2 separate regions of the Homo sapiens genome follow, and region 1 is linked to region 2. Evidence: chromatin contacts called from ENCODE Hi-C or POLR2A ChIA-PET data. All regions are on one chromosome and are shown on one strand. Each heading gives the region's core, a stretch centred on a gene start or an enhancer-like site at or near the end of the contact. The rest is flanking DNA. Distances are from core to core; before and after follow the strand shown.

Evidence for each region. A loop is a pair of places that touch in the nucleus more often than their neighbours do. ChIA-PET counts read pairs that join two places held with the same protein, here RNA polymerase II (POLR2A).
Region 1: a map of transverse colon shows a loop between it and region 2 (19-fold over the local background). The contact joins the promoter of PPAN-P2RY11 here to the promoter of MCEMP1 in region 2. A Hi-C loop is called at or near these places in 1 of 168 maps with a recorded cell type or tissue (transverse colon). POLR2A ChIA-PET finds 5 or more read pairs at or near these places in 1 of 52 experiments (IMR-90).

What each region holds. Positions count from the first base shown.
Region 1 is chr19:10,104,260-10,108,008 of GRCh38, reverse strand. PPAN-P2RY11 (PPAN-P2RY11 readthrough) reads right to left here and starts at 1,647. Exons shown (of 13, transcript NM_001198690.2): 1 at 1,597-1,647; 2 at 1,338-1,508; 3 at 403-504; 4 at 155-205; 5 at 1-45. The coding sequence starts at 1,614. It overlaps PPAN (peter pan homolog), which reads right to left and starts at 1,647. Exons shown (of 12, transcript NM_020230.7): 1 at 1,597-1,647; 2 at 1,338-1,508; 3 at 403-504; 4 at 155-205; 5 at 1-45. The coding sequence starts at 1,614. SNORD105 (small nucleolar RNA, C/D box 105) reads right to left here and starts at 358; the gene lies at 274-358. It also overlaps a transcript of ANGPTL6 not described here. RefSeq lists enhancers at 1-78, 1,721-1,770, 1,367-2,010 and a silencer at 1,451-1,500.
Region 2 is chr19:7,674,856-7,678,555 of GRCh38, reverse strand. MCEMP1 (mast cell expressed membrane protein 1) reads right to left here and starts at 1,466. Exons shown (of 7, transcript NM_174918.3): 1 at 1,381-1,466; 2 at 830-919; 3 at 315-452; 4 at 156-206; 5 at 1-65. The coding sequence starts at 1,435. RefSeq lists an enhancer at 430-499.

The DNA.
Region 1 (3,749 bases), core at 398-2,897, 2.4 Mb before region 2:
GCGGTGCCGGCGCAGTGAGGAGACCACATCACGCACCAGCGAGTACTGTAGGACAGGAGAGAGGAGGGGGTGACCACCAACCACACATGGCTGCGGACAACCCCAAGTCCAGCTCCCACCCCACATGGCTTTGTACCACCTCCACCCCTCTCACCTTCTTGACCTGGAAGGTCAAGGTGGGGCCTCCTGGGAGGCGCATCAGCTTCTGCAGGAGAAGAAAAGATCAGTGACTCTGGAGGGGTCTAGCAGAGGTGCCCGGAGTAGGCACCTTTGCCCCATCTCTTCTTCAGAGCGTTTACTTTGAAGCCAGAAATCACAGCAGCTCAGAGGCATATGTGTTCATCATGAGAGATAGGGGAAGGGGGGGTCTGGGGGAGATGAAGGGTGAGGGCGTCTACTCACAAAGTAGACATTGGTCTCTGTTTTGCTCAGGATCAGAAAGTGTGTGACCCCGAGGGGCCCAGCCACTGCCACGCAGTCCTTCAGCGAGTTCTTCTTACGAACCTGGAAATGACAAAAAGAAAAAAAGAAAACATAGCTTATCCCTTGTTGTGACAACTATAAGCTGACGGTGCAGATCCTGTTATGGTCTGTCTTGCATCTGACCCTTTCAACAAGCCCAGAGGAGCAAAAGGATCTTAGCCTTTAGAGTCAGTCGGACGCAGATTTGAGTTCTAACTCTGTCTCTTGCTCACAGCGCATCTTCCCATTGACAAATGAGCGAACTCAGGCCCAGAGAGGTTAAGTAACTTGCATCAGATACTGGGGAGAAGTCAGTTTCCAACCCTGCTTTGCTGCCTCCAGATTCTAGTCTTTTTTTTTCTAACACGGTCTCCTCCGGTCGCCCAGACTGGAGTGAAGTGGCACGATCCCGATTCACTACAGCCTTAATTTCCTGGGCTCAAGGAATCCTCCCACCTCAGCCTCCCGAGTAGCCGGGACTACAGGCACGCAACACCATATCCGACTAATTTTTCTATTTTTTGTAAAGACGGGGTTTCACCATGCTGCTCAGGCTGGTCTCGAATTCCTGGGCTCAAGTGATCCTCCCGCATCAGCATCCCCAAATGCTGGGAATACAGGCATGAGCCACCACGCCCGGCTCCAGATTCCAGTCTTAACTGTCAGGCTTAGGCGACTATCTATCTCCCAAGCTGCGCGCCCTCACTCCAGCCCAGCAAAAGCCCTGAAAGGCAGAAATGATGCTCCCCATGAGGGTCTTTTTTTCCAGCTGGGGAGACTTAAGTCCTCCCACAGTTTTACAGCGGGAGCCATTACTGCAGCTACGAAGACTAGGCCGAGGGTGGGTGGAGGCGGGCTGGGGGTGGGGTACAAACCTGCAGACGGCTGGCAGTGAGCGGCTCCATGACCCGCCGCACGTCCAGGCTGAGCTGCCGGATGTTGCGACCCGTGCAGCCTCGCGTGAACACGAACGAGTGCGGGTTCGCGGCATAGGCCTCGAGGTTGCGGAGCTGCGCCTGGGCGCGGGCGCGCTTCTGGTGCCGGGACTGCGGCGACGAGAGACAAAGGGTCAGCGCCGCGACCTCGGCCGGGACCCCACCTGCGCCACCTGCCTCCCAAGCTGCCGGGCCTTACCCTCCCTGACTGTCCCATGCTGCTGTGTCCTCCACGAGGCCTCCTGCGTCCGCCGCTTCCGGCGCTGCGCAGCTCACTTCCGGCGCCTGAGAGCCGGCACGGCGTGGGACGACATCAGGCGGGCCTGCGCACTAGGTGGCCTCTGGGAGCGGGGAGGGGCAATCAGATGGAGCGGTTGCTATGGAGACACGGGTGCCTGTTTCTAGGGAGACCGGGGCGGGGCTACGCGGCTCCGGGCTGCAGAGAAACGAATCCGCCGGTTCGAATCCCGCTTCGGCCCATTTCCTCCAGCTGGGCTAAAACCACTTTCTGCATTCCGAGGCTCCTAAAATATCCCAAAGTAAGGCTGATAATGTCCCCCGGGCCCACGAATTAGGAGCGACCATGTATGCACAATGTTGGGCGCTCTGGCGCCAAGTACTTGGGGAGAAGCCACCGGAGGGAATGACTGTGGCAATCATTCACTTTAGTCTCGCAACTCCTCTGGGCCAGCTGTCCTCCCCGGGTACCCCTGTCTGCAGACAGGCTGAGGGATGGAAACTCCACATCACCTTCTGGAAACTCAGGGCAAGGCGGGCGTTTCGTGAATAACTCGCCCCCTCCTTCTTTCCGCTCAAAGCCTCAGTCTTGGCCTCAGGCCTCTGGCTTCTTCCCCAAAACCTTGCAGTGGGGGAAAGGGACACCCCCTCACTGGGCTGAACATTACTCTCTCCTCCCCCATCGGCCTCCTCTCCCTCCTTGCTCTCTCTGGCACCCCAATTCTTCCTCCTCTCCCCCAGATGTGTCTCCCCTCCCCCTCGTCTTCCCCCTGTCTCTTTCTCCCTCTTGTAACTTTGTCTCTGTCATCAGTTGTCTCTTTCATCATTTATAACTGAAGATGGAAACTAAAGAAGTTTCCTTTCTCTGTGTCTGGCCCCATCCCTGTTTCTTTCTTCTCATCTGCCTCCCTGTGGTCTCTCCCCATCTTCCCATCTCTCTCTGTCTCTCCCCATCTCCCCGTCTCTCCCTTTCTCTGCCATCTCCCTATGTCTCTCCCATCTCCCTATGCCTCTCCCATCTCCATCTGTCTGACTCTCTGTATTCTTCAGCCCCTCTCTGTGACTTATGAAGTTCCCTCCCTCTCTACTGCCAATGGGGAAGCCAGAGGGGGCTGAGGGTGGGGGGCCGAGGGGCCCAGTGTGGGGGCCCCAACCCAGGCCCAGAGCCCAGCCTGGCAGCCTCTCTCAGATCTGGGACGACCATTTCCTTTTTCAACCCTGGAGTCCACTCGAGTTACTCGGGAGCTCAGGATGGTGCAGACCAGGGGAAGGAGGTGACTCTCCCGGCGTGTGGCTGGTCGTCGGTGGGGCCTTTGGACAGGTCTCAGACCCTGGGCCTGGGCTCTGTGGGGCTCTATGTGAGTTTCTTTGTACCCCTGGGAAATGACTGCATGGTTACTTCCCCCAGTTCCGTCCTCGTGTGATTTGACTTGTGTGAAAATGTGACCGAGTGTGTGGGAGACAGACGGTGACCTCTGTGGTGCGGTGGATAGGTTTCCGGGTGTCAACTGTGTGTACCTGTTTTGTATCTGTGCACTACTGTGTGATCACAAGAACCAGGATGTGGACAAGCCTGACACACAGATAAAGACCCACTCAGCCCACCCCATTTCCCTTTAAGTTGTGATGTGTGTGTGACCATATTTGGAACATACAGTTGTTGCCTGAAACTGTTATGTTTCCAGCTGTGTCTTTTTAAAAATTTTTTTTAATCAATGAGATATCCTTTATTTATGAAAGCATAGTTCCAATGCAGAAGTCAAGCTTTATGGTTATATATTAGGATAGGTTCAGATCCAATATGACAATGTTTAGCACTAACTTTAACATGTTAAAGCTCTGATTCCTGAATGTTTTTCTCACTTAATATATTCTCTCCAATGACAAGCTGGTGTGCTTGGCTTCTTATGCTGAAAAATATATGCCTGAATTCTATAACAAGCTATTAACAAAATCATGAATAGTTAATTAAATAAGTGCCAACACTACATGGAACTTACTGGCCACCAACTCAGAACCATAAAACTACACACACACACACACACACACACACACACCACACACACAAACAAAACAAAAAAAACACCAAAGAAAGATAGCTATCACTGTACATAT
Region 2 (3,700 bases), core at 217-2,716:
GCTCTGCTGAACGGAATCCCAGCCTCTCTTCTGTCTCTCTTCGCATGCTTGTACGGAGTTTGAGACTGAGGGCATGAAACAGGGGTGTCTGTGCATCCATCCCTCTCCAGACCCCCACCATGACCCCACGGGTCTCCCTCAGACCCTCCGCTCACCATTCCAAAGCTCCCTTTTAAAGCCCAGCAGCTCCTTGGACATCTCAGCATCTGTTCAGGAGGGGCAGGAAAATCCTTGAAGCACCCAGGGAGAGAGAGAGAGAAGGACAAGGGAGAAAGTCTAGGCCCCCCAGCACCCTCCTCCCAAGAAGTACTCACTCTTCACCATGATGAAGGCTGACAGGATGATGCAGAGGACAAAGGCCAGGGCCAGGAGGATGTACAGGCTCAGGATGGCTCTGTACAACCAGCAGGGGACCTGGGTGGAGTCTGAGGGCGGCCTGCACTGGGCTGGGACTGGAGCAAAGAGGCAGCAAAGTGACCTTGAGGGGCCAGCACCACCACTCAAACCATCCTCACTGTCTCTAACACCATGGACACCTCGCTCCTCTCAAAACCATCAGCAGCTGTGGTCATGCAGCTTGTCATCATCGTCAACAACACTGCCACCACCAGCCACCCTCAGCGATCTAACACCGTCACCATCACAGACCCCCTCTCCAGCATTCCCCAACATTGTCATCATCAACAGACCTCATTAGCACGTCAACAGCTGTCACCTCTTCCTTCCCCATCGCTTCCTCCCTTCCACGCAGCCCCGGGGGCCCTGCAGTTGCCCGCCCACCTGCCCCTTCCCAAGGTGATGGGATGTGAGCAGGTGGGTGTCTGCTCACCTTGGCTCGTGGGTCGTGAATGACCACCCTTTGCATGGTCCTGATTTTTGAAGGCCAAGGTGATATTCTCATAGTCTGGGTCATGGGCACCTGGGAGGGGTTGGAGATCTGCTCAGAGCTCTGTGGTGTGGAGAGTGGATCCGGGATCTTGTTTTACCCAACCCTTTGCACTCAATAAATTGTAGGGGGTGAAAGATAAGGAGTGAGAAGCTAAAATCTGCTTTTTGGTTAAGTGGAGCGGGTGTGTGAGAGTTTGAGTGATCACACCACACACACATCCACACACACATCCACACATCTTGGAGGGGAAGGAGCCCCCGGCCCCCACCTTTGACCCCTTACCTCTCCCATCTGAACTCTCCTTCTTTTTTTATTTTTATTTTTTACAGACAGAGTCTCCCTATGTTGCCCAGGCCAGTCTCCACCTCCAGGGCTCACGCAATCCTCCCGCCTCAGCCTCCCAAAGTGCTAGGATTACAGACATGAGCAAAAGCCCCCGGCCCCCCAATCTCTCCTTCTTAACCCCTCCCTTCCACCTCGAGTTCCCTAACCTTGATTCTTGGCTGAGACCCCCTGTTTCTTGTCCCTGAAGGCTGGTGCTTGCATCTTGACTTCCTGGTGCTTGTAGATTTCCTCCACTTCCATGGTCCCCAGCCCGCAAATTTGTCCATACACGTCCCCGCCCACCGGAAGGTGTGGGCAGATGAGGAAATCTGGAGGTGGGGGGAAGAAAGAGGGGGAGCAGCCTCCTCTTTTCAGGGATCCACGACTCTCGCACCCTGGGGCACCCTCATTCCTGCCCCGATCAAGAGGCTCTTGGGAGCCAAGAGGTCTCAGGAAGGACCAAGAAGAAAAACCTCTAGACCGGGAGATGGAATTCGACACTCGGAAATGTTACAGGAAGCTGTGGTCTCTGTGTGTGTCTGTGTCTACCTGGATGGACCTCACCCTCCTACCTCCTCTCCATTTCAAAAGAGAAGCTGTGACACCTCAGTGTCCCAACTTTTCGCGTAAGAGCAACCAGGCTTGGAGACAGGACCCCTGGGTCCCCCCACACCTTCCTCCCTCCAGCCTCAGCTCCACCCCTCAGCTCCACCCCCAAGAAGTTCTTCTACTTCTACAAGTCCCCGTGGAGGAAAAGCACAGATGTGAGGCAACGGGAACTAACCACTGGAACGCCACACCCACATCTGGGACTGAGGACAGACCCACATCCTTCCCTCCCTCCCCAAATCCCCTGCTTTTATACAACCCTGGAGGAGGCTGGGTGCGGTGGCTCACGCCTGTAATCCCAGCACTCTGGGAGGCTGAGGTGGGTGGATCATCTGAGGTCAGGAGTTTGAAACCAGCCTGGCTAACATGGTGAAACCCCGTCTCTACTAAAAATACAAAAATTAGCTGGGCGTGGTGGCGAGCGCCTGTAATCCTAGCTACTCAGGAGGCTGAGGCAGGAGAATCGCTTAAACCTGGGAGGCGGAGGCTGCAGTGAGCGGAGATCACACCATTGCACTCCAGAATGGGTGACAAGAGGGAAACTCTGTCTCAAAAAAGAACCCTGGAGGAACAGTTTCCTCTGCACCTGGAAACTCCAGGTTTCTCATTCTCATCCATCCATCTGCTTATCTACCCAGATACTCTCTCTCACACATGTACACACACAGGTCTGCACACGGACACACATCACAAACTCATTTGCATACTATTTGCATTGTGACACTCAGAAAAATAGACACAAGCATGCGTTCACATGCCCGCACTCTGTCTAGAAGGTGTCTTAGTTCACTTTGTGTTTATCTGATCTTGAAAACTGGGGTTACAAAAGGCACAAAGTAGCTGGGTATGGTGGCTCGCTCTGTAGTCCCAGCTACCCAGGAGGCTGAGGTAGGAGGATCATTTGAGGCCAGGAGTTTGAGACCAGCGTGAGCAACATAGCAAGACCCTGTCTCTTTAAATGTTTTTTAATAATTTTTTTTTGAGACAGGGTTTCACTCTGTTGCCCAGGCCGGGGTGCAGCAGCGTGATCATGGCTCACTGCAGCTTTGACCTCCCTGGCTCAAGTAATCCTTCGTCCTCGGCTTCCCGAGTAGCTGAAATTACAGGTGGGCACGACTTCACCTGGCTAATTTTTCTCCTTTTTTGAGATGGAGTTTTGTGCTTGTCACCCAGGCTGGAGTGCAATGACGCTATCTCAGCTCACTGCAACCTCCGCATCCCAGGTTCAAGTCATTCTCCTGCCTCAGCCTCCCAAGTAGCTGGGATTACAGGCATGCACCACCACCCCCGGCTAATTTTGTATTTTTAGTAGAGACGGGGTTTCCCCATGTTGGTCAGGCTGGTCTCGAACTCCTGACTTCACGTGATCTACCCGCCTTGGCCTCCCAAAGTGCTGGGATTACAAGCATCAGCCACCGTGGCCCAGTCTAATTTTTCTTATTTTTTGTAGAGATGAGGGTCTCAATATGCCGTCCAGGCTGGTCTTGATCTCCTGGGTTCAACTGATCCTCCAGCCTTGGTCTCCCAAAGTGCTGGGATTACAGGCATACATTTTTATTTTTATTTTTTTCTGGCCAGGTGTGGTGGCTCACGCCTGTAATCACAGCACTTTGGGAGTCTGAGGCGGGCGGATCACCTGAGGTCAGGAGTTAGAGACACCAGCCTGACCAATATGATAAAACCCTGTCTCTACTAAAAATGCAAAAATTAACTGGGCGTGGTGGCAGGCGCCTGTAATCTCAGCCACTCGGGAGGCTGAGACAGGAGAATCACTTGAACCCGGGAGGTGGAGGTTGCAGTGAGCCGAGATCGCGCCATTGCACTCCAGCCTGGGCAACAAGAGCAAAACTCCGTCAAAAAAAAAAAAAAAAAAAGAAA